Regions from separate parts of the Homo sapiens genome. Here region 1 is linked to region 2. The links are chromatin loops, found by intact Hi-C in ENCODE. Cell type or tissue: PC-9. All regions are shown on one strand. Links, peaks and the distances in the headings refer to the core of each region. The heading gives the core; the rest is flanking DNA.

Region 1 (10,164 bases), core at 3,638-6,137, 100 kb before region 2:
GCTCCAGGACCCAAGTCCCCCCAGCTCTGTCTGCTAGAGGGGTGTTGTGGGGAGTCAGTGTCAGATGGGGTGCCTGGGGCTGAGAGGGCTCTGAGCCGGGAAGCCATGTGCTTCCTGAGGCTTGGAGGAGAGTGGAGGGACAGGGCCCAACAAGGAGGCCCAGGATGGCCTGGCTCAATAGTAACAGGGCCTGGGTCAGTTTGGGGACGTCGCTGCCCTGAGCCATGGTCCTGACCCAGACTAACAATCGTTAACATGATCTTTGCCCATTTCATGCCAGTGCCCCCCAGGTCCTCTTTCACCCCCTAGACTTTAAACTCCATAAAGCCCCTTAGACCATAATTATTCCCTAGAAGGAACCTGGGAGATAGATAAGGTGGGTGGTATTGTGCCCACATTACAGATGAGGAAATCGAGGCGCAGAAACAGATCTCTTTTCTTGCAGCCTTGTTCACTGAACTGCACCCATGCCTTCCCTGTGCCCCCTCCTGCACTCCCCCTTTCCCTGTTTGATTTTTATCTGTGACACTTACCACCCCTGATATTCTTTCTATTTTTTTATTTAATTTGTCACTATGTCTAATTTCCAATGTCAGTTCCAAGAGGGCAGAGATGTTTGTTTTGTTGGTTCACTGCTGTGTCTGTGCCATGTAGACCGGTACTTAAAAGGCCCTTGATGCAACAACCTCTCTGAATCTTCCTAACCACCCTGGTGTAGGTGCGACCCTTAATGCCCTCTAAGATGGGCAGAGGGGTAGAGGGACCACACAACACCCGCGGCTGCACCGTCAGTGAGGGAAGGGGCTGGAGGATACGTCCTGTCTCCCTACCAAGTTGCCTCTCTACAGTTGCCTGTGTGTGATTCGGAAAGTAGGAAGAATACTTTTTTCCACACTACAACAGGAGCGGAGGGCAGGAGCACAGCTGCACCACCCCAGAATCTCTCCACTCCCACCTCTCCATCCACGGCTGCTAGCAAGATTATAGCTCATGCAACCATGTCCCAGGGACCCGACAGCCCAGTCCCAGAGCATCAAACATGGGAGAGAGAGTAGGCTTAGAGAGTCCATTCTTCCATTTTATGAATGGGTAAAATGAGGCTAGGGAGGAAAAGAGGGCACTCAACTTGCTTCTAAACATGGAACATTTCAGAGGACTGGACACTCATTTCTGCACCCATTCCTCTGCTCCCCACAATACCCAGTTATTAATTTGCCCCTCCTCATAGCCACAGGTCCATTTTCCCTCCCAGCATGCTTTGTGGTCCAGCCTCCCCTACCCCCAACCCTGCCACTGACATGGGAACAAAATCCCACTTCCACACCCACATCTCTGGGTCTGATGCGGGCCCTGGCTCTAACTCACTGGCTGACCTTGGGAACTTGTTTCCTCATCTGTAAAGGATTTAAGGTTTGCAAGGCCAGTGTCTCTTTTGCTGTGTGTGAGATGCCAGACTCCTGGGTTCACCCATGTAAGCTGGGCCCTCACCCTCTCTGCCCCCGGCCCATGGGCTTGTAGCTAGTTGAAAGCAGCTCTGCCTGACTATGGAGGCCAAGAATTACTTTGCCAGCGAGACATCCAGCTAGCCAGGGGGCGAGGGGCCTGCCCAGAGGAGATGGGTGGAGACTAAGGCTGCAAACACTGCTAGTGAGATGTGCTCACACTCTGGGATATGGCAACTCTTCTCTGAGGTGCTAGGAGGGAAATGGAGTGGCTCCCTCAGCCTCGCCTGGAGCAGGGAGGGGCTGGAGATCTGGGTCCTTGTCTGGGCAACCAAGGAGATGGCAGGAGCACAGCAGTGAATCACAATAGCTGAGTTGAGTGCATGCTTCCTCTGGCAGGCTCTGCTAAGTGCTTTCTGCGCACCAACCCTTAGCCTAGCCTTCTTGGGGTCACGCTGACATCTCTGTTTTACAGATGAGGCAACTGCGGCCCAGGGAAATTAAAGAACTTGCCCTTCTAGATGGCAGGGCAGGGCCCAGATCCAAGGGCGATCTAGCTCCAAAACCAAGCTGGTACTTTTCCATGATGCCACGCTCAGGTGGCTGCCAGCTGCAGTTCGCTGTCTCTCTTCCCTATCATCTTGGGGAAAAGGCTTTTAGCTTTTACCTTTGGTTTCTGCAGCCCAGAATTGTGATTGAACAACGTGATAGGGGAGGCCGGCTAATCTTGCAGGACGGCTGCATTCTAGGATAATAGGAACACATGCACATACCTGCACACAAATGTATACTCATATGCACACATGTATGCAGTACTCCAGTAGCTACACACACACACACACACACACACACACACACACACACACACACACACAGAGCCCTCCATGCTGACCCCACCAACTGTACATGCATACATGTAAACATATACTTGTAGGTGTGGGCACCTGTCCTTGTTTATGCTTATATGTGTGAATGTGCCCACACACGTGCACACATACACATGCCTTGAGCATGCACATATGCTCAGCTCCACGGAGGGTTTAATCTCACACATCTTTCAATATTCCTTTTGAAAGCCCATTCTGCAGTTGCTAGGAAATATGGAGGCAGAAAGAGTTCCATGCCTTTCCTTTTTCTCTTGGATAGGAATTCCCACAACTCCCAGGCTCTGGCAAGCCCTGTCTTCCAGGCTTTCTCTGCACACTCCCCTGCCCCCACAGTGACACTCCCTCTCACCGTCGCTGCCCCCACCCCACCTGTCCGGGGTTCTATTTCTCTGAGCCACCATCAGGCTTCTCCTGTTGGCTTTGAAGGGCAGCAGCAGGGAGGGGAGGTTGGAGGAGGAAGGTGGAGGGAGGGAGCTGGTATTTGGGGCCCACTCAGCTTCTGTGTCCCCGACACTGGCTCTGGCTCAGGCTCTGCCCAGCAGTGTTCTCGTTGGAAACAGCGTTGTTTGACTGTTGCTATCGATTATGGCAAGATTGTGTGTGGCTAAGAGCTCCTCGGAGCCAACTGGTATATTAAGCAATCATTTCTATAGCAGATGACATAACTCCCCCGGCATCAGTTTGTCCTAATGGGCTTGGTATTACTCATGTGCTAATTGATTGGGCACGGAGGGAAGAAAAACTAAATTCACTTGTGAGGCGATTTTATGGCAGAGCTCATAACAGAGGTAATTTGCTGAAAATGTTCAGTCCCGCTTCGGTTATGTAAGATCGTCTGTGTTCCTGTGTTTTATCTCCTCCATGCCGGGCAGGAAGCTGGCCTGGCTGGCTGAGCGCGGGCGAGGCAGACTCCCCCAGGAATCGGGCGCTGACAGCTCGGCCCTTTCCTCCTGCCTTGGAACAGGCAGGCTGTCCTTGGGGAGCGTTGACAATTAGTGCCTTCTGCACAACTTTCTCGCCTCAGGGGTGGCTTTCAAAATATCTCAGCTTCTCCTGTTAAAAAACACCTCTGTCTAAGGGCTAAATAGTTATTTTCGGATCAACCATCTAGTGTTACAAAGCTCTTGTTCAGAAAGGAAAAGGATGAAGGGGGGTTTTTTTTGTTGTTTTTTTTTTTTTTTTTTTTAGAGAAAGTATATTTTGCCTTGAAGAGGGAGGGATGGAGAGGCTTGAAGAGGCTTGGAGAGCCTCCTTCCTTCCCTCCCTCTCCTCCCTTCTACCTCCCCCTCCCTCTCTTCCTTCCTCCCGCCTTCTCTCTCTTCCTCCTCCCCTCCCTCTCTTCCTTCCTCCCGCCTTCTCTCTCTTCCTCCTCCCCTCCCTCTCTGATTCTCTTCCCTCTTCCATCCCTTTCTCCCTCCTTCCTCTTCCCTCTCTTCTTCCCTCCCTTCTCCTCCCTCCCTTCCTGAAGCAGCCTGGCTTACCATTGGCCTCAGCAGGAGTCTTGAGCCCGTGCTTGGCATTTTACTCTAGACTGGCGGCACCATCCCGGAGGGGCAGGACCAGTCCTGCTATTTCTCTTTGTAATGGTTGACTCTCCAGATGTGTGCGGCGGGGGTAAGCTCCGCAGGCTAGGGGTGCCTACCAAGCTAAACCAGGTGTCTGTGCTTAAGTGCTCTCTTGAGACTCCCAGGGCAGGGAGGCTTCTATGAGCTCTGAATCCTGTTTTCAGAAAGGAGGCTGGGCTGCCCTGAGCCATCCTCAGGGATTCCCCAGTCCTGGAGCGTGCTGTGATATGAGGATGTTGGGGAGAGACTCTCTGTGCTGATCTTGGTGGAGGGAGGGTTGTTGACTGTAACTGCAGCCTGAGTCCATAGTAGTGCTTCTTCCTTTTGTTTATGACCTGCATGATCCCTAGTGATTTTTAAGTTCCAATTGGAGCAGCCAGGCTGCTGCCACTCCCTGTAGTGATCCAAGGAGGAAACCAAGATGCCATGTGGTCTCATTTTTTTCTGACAGGGAAACCGAGGTGACATAGCTAGAAAGTGGCAGTATTGGGATGAAAAACCCAGGTAGTCTGGCTGCAGGCTGGTGCTCCCAACCCAAGTGATGGCTTGCCTGTCCACAGAGGAGCAGGCATTAGGCGAGCTCATGGAGGATTAAGTTCTTGGTAAAGTGTTATAGGGGGTGGTCTCTGTGACATGTTAGATTCAGAGATTCTTACCCCATTGGGGCTTGGGACTCTGTGACGATCTGATATAAGCTGTGGAGTCTTCCCAGCTAAATGTACAGATGTGCACAGAGAAACTTTTGCTGACAATTTCAGGGGGTCCTGAAATTAAGCGGTCCATTTTTAGGTGCAGGGATGCTTGGTTAGTAAGCCTTACTTTATCCAGTGTTTTCTACAGCCTGAGTTGGAAGGGGGCAAGGTGAGAGGCAGTTTGAGCTCTATGGGTGAGGGGAAAGGACTTGGCCCATTAGGGTGTCTCAGACCTCTGGAGTGGGTGAAAGGAGGTTTTCCGTGGGAGTTGCAGCATGACTATTGCGGCTGGGCAGGCCAGAGCATGACTCAGCCTTCCTTTGGGCATTTTGGCACCGGCAGGGGTGGGTCTAGTAGGAGCCGCAGCGTGGAGATGGCAGGGGAACACAGTGCACACCAGGATGTCAGGGAGACCGGGAGGGGCGTGTGCGGGGAGGTGGAGGAGGGCACTGATTGTATCTGTGTCTGGATTTCCCCGTCCGTAATTATCCTGATAATTAATAGGTCTACAACACTGGTCTCGGAGCCAAGCTAGGTGAGCAGTGAACAAGGGAACAGAGGGTCTGATTGCTTCACTGTGGCGGGCGGATGGGGCAGCTTTATGAGACAGCAGAGGAGGCAGCCTCCTGGAGGGGGTGTTGCGGGACCTCTGGGCTGCCCCATTCCCAAATCAAAGTGATCTGCTCCACTCCCTGTCTGTTTGAAATTCTGCCATCACAGATGTATTGTCTGGGCCTAGAAGAATATAGTATAGGACACGCGAACGGCCCTGGGAAGGGCACACCTTCAGCTGTTATCAGTGACAAATTCAGTGGGTTTCATTGGACTCCACTCGAGGACAAAAGCAGTTCTCGTGTAGGGAACACTCAGTCTATTTTATAGGATAAAGTGTTGCCCAATAAAATAAAAGTTAAACAAAAATTAAATTGAAAAGCAGTTTTCATGGAGGAAAGTCTAGGGACAGAGTATGGGGGAGGCAGCAGAGACAGGGGCCAACAGCAGGCATGTCGGGGGGTCTAAGCCTGGCCTTGCCTTTCTCCTATTCTGGGACCTTGAGAAGTCCCCTCATGCTCTGTGTGCTCTCCGGGGAATTAAGTTACAATAACTGTGCCTGCTGTTGTTGGAGCATTAAAATAGGTAATGCTTCTAGGGGCTGAGCCCAGAGCCTGGCCCATAGGAAGCACTCACGAAATGGTGGCTTCTTTAATTTGGGAACCAAGAGATTTTACTGGATGTTCCTAGAGGCACAAGAAACCCACTTGGCTGACTCCATAGGTGGCCAGCCCTTGCCCCATGATGGTCATGAGGGACAGCTTGGCTAGCAGTGGGTGGAGCTCCTCCTGGCTGTCCCCAGGCAGGTGTGGGTGCCAAGGCCAGTTCAGCTCCTGCAGACCAGGGTTCCCCTGTGCTCAGCTTCCACTGCTAAGAGAGAGAAAGTTCTGGGGAGAGACCTCAAGGTGGTGGAGGGGATGGAGAGGTGGGGGGCAGATAACAGAGCAGGGAATTCGGAGAGGGAACAGAAATGTTAAAAGCAAAGAGAATCCGGGAGGAGACAGGAGAGAGGGCTGTGGTGGGAACTGCCGGCCACTGCCTTCAAGGCTCCAGAGGCTCTGCAGATGGGTTCTGAACAGAAAGAAGAGCACATAAGAAATCAGTGGTCCGTGGGACTGACTCTAATTGGTGGACAGCATATGACTAGATAGGGTCTCCTTTCTTCTTTTGCTTTTTTAAAATTATGCTTTAAGTACTAGGGTGCATGCGCACAACGTGCAGGATTGTTCCATAGGTATACATGTGCCATGTTGGTTTGCTGCACGCATCAACTTGACATTTACATTAGGTATTTCTCCTAATACTACACCTCCCCCAGCTCTCCCCACCAACCGATAGGCCCCAGTGTGTGATGTTCCCTGCCCTGTGTCCATGTGTTCTCATTGCTCAACTCCCACCTATGCGTGAGGGCATGCAGTGTTTGGTTTTCTGTCCTTGTGATAGTTTGCTGAGAATGACGGTTTCCAGCTTCATCCATGTCCCTGCAAAGGACATGAACTCATCCTTTTTTATGGCTGCATACTATTCCATGGTGTATATGTGCCACATTTTCTTAATCCAGTCTATCACTGATGGACATTTGGGTTGGTTCCAAGTTTTTGCTATTGTGAGGAGTGCCACAGTGAACATACAGGTGCATGTGTCTTTATAGTAGCGTGATTTATAATCCTTTGGGTATATACCCAGTAATGGGATCACTGAGTCAAATGGTATTTCTGGTTCTAGATCCTTGAGGAATCGCCACACTGTCTTCCACAATGGCTGAACTAATTTACACTCCCACCAACAGTGTAAAAGTGTTCCTATTTCTCCACATCCTCTCCAGAATCTGTTGTTTCCTGACTTTTTAATGATCGCCGTTCTAACTGGTGATGGTATCTCATTCTGGTTTTGATTTGCATTTCTATGATGACCAGTGATGATGAGCATTTTTTCATGTGTCTGTTGGCTGCGTAAATGTCTTATTTTGAGAACTGTCTGTTCATATCCCTTGCTCACTTTTTGATGGGGTTGTTTGTTTTTTTTCTTGTAAATTTGTTTAAGTTCTATGTAGATTCTGGATATTAGCCCTTTGTCAGATGGGTAGATTGCAAAAATTTTCTCCCATTCTGTAGGTTGCCTGTTCACTCTGATGATAGTTTCTTTTGCTGTGCAGAAGCTCTTTAGTTTAATTAGATCACATTTGTCCATTTTGGCTTTTGTTGCCATTGCTTTTTGTGTTTTAGTCATGAAGTCTTTACCCATGCGTATGGCCTGAATGGTATTGCCTGGGTTTTCTTCTAGGGTTTTTATGGTTTTAGGTCTTACATTTAAGTCTTTAATCCATCTTGAATTAATTTTTGTATAAGGTGTAAGGAAGGGATCCAGTTTCAGCTTTCTACATAGGGCTAGCCAGTTTTCCCAGCACCATTTATTAAATAGGGAATCCTTTCCCCATTGCTTGTTTTTGTCAGGTTCATCAAAGATCAGATGGTTGTAGATGTGTGGTGTTATTTCTGAGGCTATCTGTTTTGGTACCAGTAGCATGCTGTTTTGGTTACTGTAGCCTTGTAGTATAGTTTGAAGTCAGGTAACGTGATGCCTCCAGCTTTGTTCTTTTGGCTTAGGATTGTCTTGGCTATGTGGGTTCTTTTTTGGTTCCATATGAACTTTAAAGTAGTTTTTTCCAATTCTGTGAAGGAAGTCAGTGGTAGCTTGATGGGGATAGCACTGAATCTATAAATTACCTTGGGCAGTATGGCCATTTTCACAATATTGATTCTTCCTATCCATGAGCATGGAATGTTCTTCCATTTGTTTGTGTCCTCTTTTATTTCGTTGAGCAGTGGTTTGTAGTTCTCCTTGAAGAGGTCCTTCACATCCCTTGTAAGTTGGATTCCTAGGTATTTTATTCTCTTTGAAGCAATTGTGAATGGGAGTTCACTCATGATTTGGCTCTCTGTTTGTCTGTTATTGGTGTGTAGGAATGCTTATGATTTTTGCTCATTGATTTTGTATCCTGAGACTTTGCTGAAGTTAGTTATCAGCTTAAGGAGATTTTGGGCTGAGACGATGGGGTTTTCTAAATATACAGTCATGTCATCTGCAAACAGGGACAATTTGACTTCCTCTTTTTCTAATTGAATACCCTTTATTCCTTTCTCTTGCCTGATTGCCCTGGCCAGAACTTCCAACACTATGTTGAATGGGAGTGGTGAGAGAGGGCATCCTTTTCTTGTGCCAGTTTTCAAAGGGAATGCTTCCAGTTTTGCCCATTCAGTATGATATTGGCTGTAGGTTTGTCATATATAGCTCTTATTATTTTGAGATATGTTCCATCAATACCTAGTTTATTGAGAGTTTTAAGCATGAAGGGCTGTTGAATTTTGTCAAAGGCCTTTTCTGCATCTATTGAGATAATCATGTGGTTTTTGTCGTTGGTTCTGTTTATGTGATGGATTATGTTTATTGATTTGCGTATGTTAAACCAGCCTTGCATCCCAGGGATGAAGCCAACTTGATCGCAGTGGATAAGCTTTTTATGTGCTGCTGGATTCAGTTTGCCAGTATTTTATTGAGGATTTTTGCATCAATGTTCATCAGGGATATTGGTCTAAAATTCTTTTTTTTGTTGTGTCTCTGCCAGGCTTTGTTATCAGGATGATGCTGGTCTCATAAAATGAGTTAGGAGGATTCCCTCTTTTTCTATTGATTGGAATAGTTTCAAAAGGAATGGTATCAGCTCCTCTATGTACCTCTGGTAGAATTCGGCTGTGAATCCGTCTGGTCCTGGGCTTTTTTTGGTTGGTAGGCTATTAATTATTGCCTCAATTTCAGAACGTGCTATTGGTCTATTCAGAGATTCAACTTCTTCCTGGTTTAGTCTTGGGAGGGTGTATGTGTCCAGGAATTTATCCATTTCTTCTAGATTTTCTAGTTTATTTGTGTAGAGGTATTTATAGTATTCTCTGATGGTAGTTTGCATTTCTGTGATATCTCCTTTATCATTTTTTATTGTGTCTATCTGATTCTTCTCTCTTTTCTTCTTTATTAGTCTTGCTAGCAGTCTATTTTGTTGTTGATATTTTAAAAAAATCAGCTCCTGGATTCATTGATTTTTTTAAGGGTGTGTGTGTGTGTGTGTGTGTGTGTGTGTGTGTGTGTGTGTGTGTCTATCTCCTTCAGTTCTGCTCTGATCTTAGTTATTTCTTGCCTTCTGCTAGCTTTTGAATTTGTTTGCTCTTGATTCTCTAGTTCTTTTAATTGTGATGTTAGGGTGTTGATTTTAGATCTTTCCTGGTTTCTCTTGTGGGCATTTAGTGCTATAAATTTCCCTCTACACACTGCTTTAAATGTGTCCCAGAGATTCTGGTACGTTGTGTCTTTGTTCTCATTGGTTTCAAAGAACATCTTTATTTCTGTCTTCATTTCATTATTTACCCAGTAGTCATTCAGCAGCAGGTTGTTCAGTTTCCATGTAGTTGTGCGGTTTTGAGTGAGTTTCTTAATTGTGAGTTCTAATTTGATTGCACTGTGGTCTGAGAGACAGTTTGTTGTGATTTCTGTTCTTTTACATTTGCTGAGGAGTGTTTTACTTCCAATTATGTGGTCAATTTTAGAATAAGTGTGATGTGGTGCTGAGAAGAATGTATATTCTGTTGATTTGGGGTGGAGAGTTCTGTAGATGTCTGTTAGGTCCACTTGGTGCAGAGTTGAGTTCAAGTCCTGGATATCCTTGTTAACCTTTTGCCTCACTGATCTGTGTAATATTGACAGTGGGGTATTAAAGTCTCCCATTATTATTGTGTGGGAGTCCAAGTCTCTTTGTAGGTCTCTAAGGATTTGCTTTATGAATCTGCGTGCTCCTGTATTGGGTGCATATATATTTAGGACAGTTAGCACTTCTTGTTGAATTGATCCCTTTACCATTATGTAATGGCCTTCTTTGTCTCTTTTGATCTTTGTTGGTTTAAAGTCTGTTTTATCAGAGACTAGGATTGCAACCCCTGCTTTTTTTTTTTTTTTTTTTTTTTTTTTTTGGCTTCCA
Region 2 (10,164 bases), core at 4,226-6,725:
CTACTGGGGAGAAGGGTGTCCAAATTGGTGACGCAGTGTGCTTTGCTCTCGCCTTCTCCGAGGGAACCTTCCTTGAAGCACCCATCCCCTCTTCCTTAATCCCCAGCACACTGTCTAGCACAGTAGGTGCTCAATAAAATCTTGTTGACTTGCTTAATGTGTCACCTAGTCTAGAGACTGTCTCATAGTAGGTTCAGTAGCTCCCTTTCCCTCCTCAAGACTTCCAAGCCTGAGACCAGGGTGAGTGGGTTCACACCCCAGCTCTGTGTATGTGTATCCTGGTCCCTGTGACCTTGAGCGAGCACATATGGTTTTTCTGGGCCTCAGCCTCTTCCTGGGTCAAAGGAGGGGCCTGGAGCCTATGTGTTTTACCCATTCTCATGTGGAGTTTTGCCTTGTCTGAGAGGACTGTGCCCAGGGATGGTGAGGTCCTGGCTGGGGCACCCCAGGGGCTGGTGCAGATTGAGGGGCAGCAGGGCTGAGAGCCGCAACCTGGCTGGGTTCCTGGCCTGTGAAAAGGGAGCTGTGTGTTCCTTCCTTACCTGCTTGTAATAGAAAGCTGCTCCTTCGATTGAGCTGTTTTCTTCTTTTGCCCTGAGCTATGAGGAGTAGATTAGATGAAAAAATTATCAAGCCTCCTCGTCTAGAATAAATATTCTTGAAATGGAGCAAGTTATAAATAAGCAAGCAGCAATATCCTGTGTTATGAATATATAATTTCTATCTTTAATAGCTGACTAGGCCCCAGGGACTGTCTGAAAATGGCCTGTCTGGCCCTGATATTTTATATATTTCTTAAAAGGCACCCAAACTTTTGTTTCTTAGCCCTTGGACAGTTAAGTCTTAGGGGGAAATAATGAGAGTTGAAAGTCTCATTGAGCAAATGCACCAAGCGCAGGTACTTGGTTTACAAAAAAAAAAAAAAAAAAAAAAAAAAAATCCAGAAGATGCAAAGGCTCATGTTGAATAAGAGAGTTAGGCCTGGAGCTTGTCTCATCCCACCTTCTCATTTTACAGAATAGGAAGTGGTGGCCCAGAGAGGGGAAGTGACTGACCCAAAGTCACACAGCAATGGACTATGTTCCAGATTCACCAGGCTGGCTCCCTTCTCCAAGTGGCTGCCCGCAAAAGTCGAGGGAGGGCCTGGAGACTCCAGGTTCCACAGCCAACAGAAACTTGCCAGGGGGACTGACAAGGAGGTTTGCCTCCAGTGGAGGACGAATCGCTGGATGAAGGGAGTCACTATGTCTCAGAGGCAAGACTGTGAGGTCTGGTGAGCCATGGAGGCCAACTGTTCCCTCTCAGACCTCCTGGGCCAAGTCTGCATCGCAGCCTGTCGTCAGGAGCCTCTGAAACCTGCCCTTTCTGCCTCTGCAACCCTGACAGCCAAGGGGCAGTACAGATACTTGTCGCTCCTCCTATCTAGCAGGAAGCCTGATACCATGAAAAGACAATGGGCTGCTGACCTCACAGATCCCAACTGACCAAGGGCTCCTCCACCTCCCAGCTCTGTGGTACTGAACAAGCTGATTGACTTCTCCTAGACTCAGTGCTTTTTGTCTGTTAAATAGCGATGGTTGTGAGGATTAAAAGTGATAGTGTGTAAAGCACCCAGGATGAAGCCAGGTTTGTACCAGGTGCTATGAATGTCACCCATCCCTCCAGGGCTGCAAACCTTTCTTCCCCAGTCCACAGCATTGTAACTGTGACTACCTGTCACTGCAGGCCAGCCTCTGAGCCCCTGGCTGAGATGAGCCCAGTGATTCTATGTTCATTCATCTGGTCTTCCAGGAAGAATGTATCTTCTCGAAGCCCTCACATTCCTCTCCCTGGTCCCCAGCAGTGTCCTGCAATAGGACTGCCCACACTGTAGGTGCTCAATTAAGGACATATTGGATAAGTGCCTACGGTATGCCAAGTACCAGGTCTAATAATGGCTAGTCATTAACAAGAATTGACTATGAGTTGCATTTACGAATGCATTGATCCATTCAATCCTTGGCACAGCACCACAAGATGGGCATTCTTATCCCCATTTAAAAGATGAGCAAAATGAGGTTTGCCAAGGTGATTAGGTCACTTGTTCGAAGTTATACATCTAGGCATGGCAGGGCTAAAGCCGACTTCATGCAGAGCCTCTTTTCATCCCTCCACATTGACTTCTTGCAGGATGACCTGCTTTTTCTAGGATCAGAGTAAAGCTGGAAAACAAATGGATTCATCAGCAGGTTCCATAATGATGGGAGGAGGGGTGGGTGGGGGAAATATTAATGCCTGTGCAATGTGCATGTTAAAATGTAAATGTCCTCTCCTGTGAGTCGTGAGGCACACTCATCATTATGAGCCAGCGTCTGAGGTTCTGATTTTGATGGCATTAGCTTTAATGGCTTTATTTTTTTTAAAAAACCATTTAATTACTAATCAGAGCTGCCTTGCAAGCTAATGTGAGATGCACACTTTGCATCTGGGGAAAGAGCCTTCCTCAGTGGGCAGCTGAGAAGTCTGCCAGAGGCCAGAGGCTGGGCCAGCTGGTCTCCCCCTCCTTAAGGGGGTTCCCCCACCCCTGGTCCCCAGACCTCTCTGCTATTCAACACTTGTCTTTGAAATTGCAGAATCTCATTACATCTGAGATGAACCTTACTTAGTAATTGGCTGGCCTATTCCCTCCCACCTCACCTCACAAAAGGGTAAACTGAGGCTCCAAAAGGCCCCACGGGTTCCAAAGGCTGGAATTTGTGGAGCTTCTTTCTTACTTGCTAACAGATTTCTAGCACATAGACTCATTTGCATTCACAATTTCAATAGTCAAAAACTTTCCAATGCTAAAACCTCATTTTCTGAAGCTAATTTAGGTCTCATTTTCATTAATAGCTTGGCAACAATCACGCAGTGGAAATTTCTCCCAGGTCGAAGAAAGAGCCCCGGTTGGGGAATCAGGATGTGTGTGAGCTCCTGCTGTGTGTCTCTGGATAAGTTGAATCACCTCTCTGGTCTGTGGTTTTTCTCCACAGTCAAATGAGGGGACTGGGTTAGCTCTGTGTTTTTCCAAACATGATTCTATAACTCCTCTGTAGAATACAGTATGCAAAAAGATGGAAATACTTGTTATTCAGAAAAGAATGCTTTTGGCCAGGTGGGGTGGCTCCTGCCTGTAATCTCAGCACTTTGGGAGGCAGATGAGGGCAGATCACTTGAGGTCAGGAGTTCGAGACCAGCCTGGCCAACATGGCAAAACCCCCTCTCTACTAAAAATACAAAAATTAGCTGGGCATGGAGGCGCACGGCTGTAATCTCAGCTAGCTGGGAGGCTGAGGCAGGAGAATCGCTTGAACCCAGGAGGTGGATTGGAGGTTGCAATTTTTTGAAAGTGTACAGAGTCTAATGAGTTTGCTGGATTCAAGTTAATCAGGGTTTTGTTACCATTATTTATTTATTGTCCAACATGTGTGCTTTGGGCCTTTCCTATAACAGAGTACCTGCAGACCCTCTAAGAGGAGGCTTTTTTTTTCATGGCAATTTTATCAAGTCCTTTGAAGCACAAGAGTTCCCAGGAGCGTAGAATGGGAAACTCTGGCAGGCATGGGGCCTAGGTCTCCTCTGTGTCACACTCTGGGACTTCTGTGACTCCAAGAGATAAGAAATAAAGGAGGCTGCTCTAGAGACATCCTCTTAGCCTTAAGCTTGGATCACTCACTTCCTCTGAACATCACCATGCTTTTGTTCAGAGGCACTCAAAATCCACCTTGGGGACTTGACCTTACCACTACTTGTCCAGGAAACCTGTTCTGGCCACAATGACACTCACCAGGCCCTGTGTCATTGCCCCAGCCAACCTTTGCCCCCTTCCCCTCTTCCTGGGTAAGCCCCTAAGCCCCTCCCCTCATCCTTTGCAGCACCCTCTCACATGCCACCTTGCTCAGAGGCAGCAGTCTCCCACCCCGGAACAAGCCCCAGGCTTGGAATCAGAGCCAGACGCAAGCTCTGTCTTTGTGCCTTGGTTATCTGGTTCTGGATCAAGGACTGAACTTTTTTCCGCTTTACTTTCCTAAGACAAAAATGAGAGAGGATCACGGTACTGACTGTCTTGCTTTGGGGCAAAGATTAAAGGGGCTTGAATATCTTGTCTTAGCCAAAGTTTTCTACAAAGCAAGGCCTGAGGTAAAGGCCTGTGTGCTACTGCTCTTTTAAGCAGTGTGATGCGAGGGCCGCAGGAGTGAGGGAAACGATAGGCAAAACTGGAGACAGGAAAAGCCAACGCAAGGATGCGGGAGAATTCAGCCACCCAGTGGCATCAAGAGCAACTGAGTGCTTGATGTCATGAGAAGGTCTCTCAAAAGGCTATGTAGGCCAGGTGCGGTGGCACATGCCTGTAATCCCAGCACTTTGGGAGGCTGAGAAGAGCAGATCACTTGAGGTCAGGAGTTCAAGACCAGCCTGGCCAACATGGCAAAGCTCCGTCTGTACTAAAAATACAAAAATTAGCCAGGCATAGTGGCCGGAGCCTGTAATCCCAGCTACTGAGGAGGTTGAGGCATGAGAATCACTTGAACCCAGGAGGCAGAGGTTGCAGTGAGCCAAGATCATGCCATTGCACTCCAGCCCAGGTGACAGAGCGAGACTCTGTCTATAAAAAAAAGAAAAAAGAAAAAAAAGGACCCTACGTAGCAACTACTTCTTAAGACAGTCTATCCAGAAAGAGGTGAGAAGAGGAATTTACCCGTGGGCTCCAGTATCTTATGGCTCAAAGGATTGCCCCTGGTGTGTTCACTCCCCCAGGTCTCCTGGTTGCACATGTGTGCCTGCTGAGTGGGTCTTGCTGCATTTCAAGTGTCACCAGCAAGAGGAAAGCTCCACAGCAGAAGTGATGTGTGCACAGACAGGAGATGCACTGCTTTGAGGTTGTACCTACATTCAGTTGTTCAGAGTCACATGAAGTTGGTCATTGCAGGGGAATGTGAGGGGCAAAGGTCTAAGACCCCAGAGATATGGGTGGTTGAGAGGCTTTGAGGATGGTGTAAGAAGTGTCTCTGTGTCACCCTGTACCACCCACAGAGGCATCTACCCTTCCATCACATCCAGCTCCCATACAATCTGGGGCCTCTGTGTTTGGTGTGAACTGAATGTCCCTGCTTTCTCTAAGAAGTGGGTACAAGTCCAATGACTACAGAGTTTCCTTGGGATCTCTGAGATGACCTAAGGCAAGAGGTTAATAAAACAAGACACAGTGCCTGCACCTGTCCTGAGGCCCTTATGGGTACTCATCAGATCTCCCCTCCATTCCCCAGTCTCCATGTCCCTCACCCTCAACCGGCAATTTGTCTGCTCTGTGCTGCTTACTGAGCAGGATGACTCAGACCTTCATCCCGAAGAGGTCTGAGCCCTTGGCTTGTCCTGTTCTTATTGAGCTGTTGTTGCTGCAATTGCTGACTCACAAGTCCCTTTCATCAGGCAAAAGAACACCAAGAGACTCGCAGAGAATCCCTGCTGTGAAAAGCAACAGGACTTGGCCCTCACAATAATCTGGTGAATTATCCTGCCAGGATGGTAACTCCTTTCATCACTGCTAGTCCACTAGAAAACTAAAGTGACAGGTAGCTGTCACAGCTTCAAATCCAGTGGGACCTTTACAGTGTCACCTGCAGGAAATACTAGCCCCACAACAGAAACATTGGCTGTCTGTGGACCATGACCCCTAACCTCACAGAGCCTAAGGTTTGTGGCAAGTGTAAATCCTGCTAGAGGGTCACTAGGAGTGATGGCAACAGGGAATGGACGTTCAGCCCTGGCTTCCCAGACCCATGGATTCCAGCAGTAGGAAGACAGCACCATTTATTGCCTGTTGGTTAGGTGCATAGACAACATGCTAAAGACAGTCCTCCAGTCCCACAGGGGGTGGTCCCCAAGCTAGCACCTGAGCTCAGCCTTTCACAGGCCATTTCACCATTGTCATGGGCCACTGCTTCTCTGTAATGGGTACACAAGAAGATTAGGGGAGTCCATGGCCATGTGCCCATTGTCATACCTCTTTTGCAGTAGGGCCCACCCTTGATAGGAGTCACTGACGTAGGCGCTGCCATGTAGGTGGAGAAGGCATTCTGTGAGCCTTCATATGTGTCGGTGGAGGCACTGAGGGTAGGAGGACCCAGGAGGACAAATCCGTGTTCTCGTCGGGGTGGAATTTTAATTCTAATTTCCCTAACTCGAGTTCATAAGCAAAGCCAGAGCTGCGACTGAGACTGCTATAAAAAGAAACCTCCTTGACTTTATGCCCAAGGGAGCTGTGTTCCTTAACATTTGCGAAAAGGGAGGCTTCCTGATACATGAAGAAATTACATCTGTTTTTTGGGTTAAACACACACACACACATACACACATACACACACACACATACACGAGACACACACAATGTAGACTGGCTTCCTGTGCAGACAATGTGGGCTCAGTTTTCCGGAAAATAGTTACCCAGTTAGGAAATTCTCCAGTCAAGAAAGCCCAACCAGGCCATTCAGCTCTGGGGAGGGCACTCCGAGACAATGTCTGCTGGAGAAGCACGTTCAGTTTGTGGATTACCAGTGGGCACCAACATCCCCAGCAAGCTTCTACCTGAAGAGCTGGAAGCCACCAAGGAGCTCCAACACCACAGTGTGTCCTCCTAAGTCCACCGCATGCTCCTGCCGTGCACAATGCTTTGCAAACTGTAAAGAGCTCTCCAAATGCACAGCCATTAGCCTGGAGACTGGCCCCCAAAGAAATGGGCTTGGGAAGGGAAGGGACTGTGACATCCTGAGGAAAGCAGAGGTCCTTGGCATCCTGCCATGGCTGAGGGAAGTGAGCCATGCACAACTCCCTAGCTGCGTGCCGCACCTTATAGTCTGTACAGAGATCTGTCTCTGTGGCATTCATTTGAGCCTTTCTCCATCAAAAAAAGACCTCATTACTTCTGTTTGCTAATGTGAACCTGAAGCGCAGGAGAGCTGACTCACTCCAGGTCATGCATGCAGTTAGTGGCAGAACTTCAGTTTGGGCCCATGTCTGTCTCTCCTAACCACTCTGCTCTCCAGCCTGTCATTCATTCATTCTCATCCCCCACTCATCCAAGACAAATCAAGACAGATACTGAGCAGACAGTGCACGCCCTGGAGATGGGGGCACAGGGAAGACATGAGCCTGTTTTCAAATGGCTGCATGGTCCTTCACCCTAAGGACCATGTAGCCATTAGGCAGGAGAATCAGAGGCTGAGATCTGGCCCCCTTTATTTATTGTCCAGTGACCTTTGTACTGGGCTCATGGTCATTGCTCCTGACATTTGCAAAGCACTTTACTGCAGGCAAATGCTTCCACATGCAACTTGTCAGTGGAGCTGGTGGGACCTGCATCGTGTCTCTGCTTTATAGACAAAGAAGCTGCCGTTACCGTGAATTGCCCGCCGTCCTTTGGCAGAGCTAGTGGCAAAGCCAGGCTCTGAGCTGGGCCTCCTGGCTCCAAAGCCAGTTCTCCTTCCACTCCGCCGCCTCTGAACACAGAGCAACATGGGTGAAACCTTTCATGCATCTCTCTCCTTTCCCCCTTGGCTTCTGAAACACAAGTGAGCCTAGGAAGGAGAGGTGACTGCCAGCAGCCTTTTAGGAGAGACGTTCCTGTACTCAACAGTTATTAAGTGTCCACAGCATGTGAAGCACTGCCTAGCCCATCGTGACAGCTTCAGATTGACATGATATTAGAAGGCAGCCGTGACTTGGGTACCAAAGGACTGGGAACACCAGCGTCAGGTCTCCCGCTGTGGCCACTGTCCTTTCACAGCCTCTGGGAACACCCCCATGCACACCCCGACATGGGAGGGCAGTCAGCTTCTTTCCCAGGTGCGGCCCACAAGGGCGACGGGGTGGGGACGGCCCCAGGAGAGCAGAAGCCCTCGGGGCTGCAGTGTGATTAAATTCTCTGTTGTGAGAAAGTGACACTATGATCTGATTCATACCAGTAAATATGTGATTTACATTTAATTCTGAGTAACCTTTCTGGGCTCGGCGAGGTGTGAAGGAATCTGATGGGGCCAGCTCCGTGGAGAAGGAGGCGATTCATATTCATTAAGACCTCCACATTAGCCAGCTGAAGGGTGGCAGAGCCCCAGCCCGCCCTCCTCCTCATGCCTGCCGAGGTCACGGCTGCAGGGAGGCCAGCAGTCACACTGGCTGCCACCTGGGGATGGGGGTGCAGGTTAGCGGTGAGAGCTGGAGGCACCAAGAGAAAGTGGGAGGAAAATAAACAGCAGGCCCACGAGTGACACTGTCCAGGTGATGTCGGCCCTCCAGAGTTTGCTGAATGAGTCCTATTGAGCCCTCGAGGGTGGAAGAAGAGATATTGATCGAGGAGGTGGTAGCTCTGAGAAGCCCCTGCTGCTCCCTTTGTAGGACTTACAAGGCACTATAAAGCCATCTTTGCTTCATACAGGCTTGGGGCAGAGAGAGAAATGCTAAGGAAAGAGGGTTGGGGTCTCAGGACAAGGAGAGTGGTGCTCTTGGCCCCTGAGAGCACTTGTTCAGGTTTTGATGAACTGAGCTGAGGTCACCCCAGGTGCACATGGCCCGATGAGCTTGGGAAGTGAAAGAAGTGAGCTGAGATAAGGAGGCATGCATCTCCCATGGACGAGCTCCCCAGATGTCCTTGGACCCTCCACTTGCCCGTCCTCTTAATGGGAATATCTACAATGATTAATGACAACCCCAAGAGCCTGTGTTTGTGGAATGCTTGCCGGGTGCCCACTCTGTGCAAAGCCATCTTACATGCATGCTTCTACTGAGTTCTTGCAGTAGCTTTATGGAGGAGTGACTACGAGTACTTCCAGAGCATTGACGAGGATACTGACGCCCATTTTGGGCAAATGACTCACCCTAAGTCATGTACACAGTTCGTTGCAGAGCTTCTGTTTGGACACATGTCTGTCAGACTCCAGAGCCTGCTCTCCCAACCACTGTGCTCTCTGGCCCTTCATTCATTCATTCTCGTCATCCACTCACCCAAGACAAACCAAGACAGGTACTGAGTGATGGGGGCACAAAGAAGACATGGGCCTGTTTTCAGAGAGCTCTCCATGGGGGAGAGCAGGGAGACAGATCATTATCATTCAAGGTGGCAAACATCACCTGCTCTTAGTTGGGCATGGACTTCTTAGAGTGTGCTGGGGAGAGAGAGACCACTGTGTGCTGGAGGAATCAAGGAAGGCTATCTGGAGGAGACATTTTAGAGAAAGCCTTGAAGGATAGTTAGAAGTTTGTCAGGAGATAAAAGAGAGGGCCAAAAAGTATTGGGTGTGTCTAGGAAACAGCACACATTCTGGGGCACAAAGAAGATGCTCAAAGAGGAGCCATGGGAGATGAGGCTGGAGAGGAGCCATGGGAGATGAGGCTGGAGAGTGGGCCAGGTTGTCAGGAGAGCCCAGGCAGAGGGGACAGGCAGTGGGGAGCCATGGAGGGGTTTATGCAGCGAGTGGCATGTGGGTTTGCTTCAGAATTATAGCTGTGGCAGAAGCGGATCAGAGTGAGGTGCCTGGGGGACCATGGCTTGTCCAAGGGGACACTTACCCTAGCCTCTGGTAAGTCTCTGACATTGCAATTGGTTTTTATTTGGATTGAACCTCTTTTTTCAACAGAGCAGGGGCCTAAAGCTTTGCCTAGCACTTTTCTGGGCCCTTTGAGGATACAGAAGGGAAGAGAATATGACTTTTGACCTCAGGGGCCTTTCATCCCAGTTGGGCTCCGGGCTGACCCAGAAGCCATTTGGGAAGAGTGAGCCGAAGGGCCCTGGCTGGGCCTGCCTTTGTCCCACCACAAAGGAATATGTCCAGGCTGCTGCTGATGATGTGGGGGTCATTATCTTAGAGAAGGCACTGTGAAGATGTGAAAACAAAAGGGAGGGTGTGGAGTGAGAGAGGAGGGAGTCCAGAACAGCCCTCTAAGCAACACCCACGTCTAGGAGGAAGCTGAGCTGCCCACAATCAGGGAGGAGAGCGGTGACGCCTGGGTGTCCAGCAGCTGAGGCCAGAAAGTGTGTCAAGGAGGAGGAAGTGTCGGCAGTGCCAGGCCGGGTCCATAGCCCACGTGCGATGGGGGAGGAAGGGCGTCCGCTAGATTTGGCAACAAGGAGGTCAGAGGCAGCTGTCAGAGGCC

What was found. Peaks named below come from ENCODE experiments on the same cell type or tissue, not always from the same donor. Only the 100,000 strongest peaks of a DNase experiment are listed, where the experiment ranks them.
Region 1: it touches region 2 in a loop (2.3-fold over the local background); 3 of 110 quality-filtered maps call a loop at or near these places.

Annotation. Positions count from the first base shown.
Region 1 is chr15:70,370,047-70,380,210 of GRCh38, reverse strand. No RefSeq gene overlaps it. Among named protein-coding and RNA genes, the nearest start is that of LINC02205, 130 kb to the left of the region's middle. RefSeq lists enhancers at 1,230-1,729, 1,730-2,231. In PC-9, for the core only: no CTCF peak of the experiment used is centred there; a DNase peak (open chromatin) is centred at 4,910; H3K4me3 peaks cover 551 bases; H3K27ac peaks cover 1,575 bases.
Region 2 is chr15:70,266,839-70,277,002 of GRCh38, reverse strand. No RefSeq gene overlaps it. Among named protein-coding and RNA genes, the nearest start is that of TLE3, 170 kb to the right of the region's middle. RefSeq lists enhancers at 5,279-5,573, 7,308-7,986, 7,974-8,023, 9,702-10,164. In PC-9, for the core only: no CTCF peak of the experiment used is centred there; a DNase peak (open chromatin) is centred at 5,422; H3K27ac peaks cover 1,836 bases.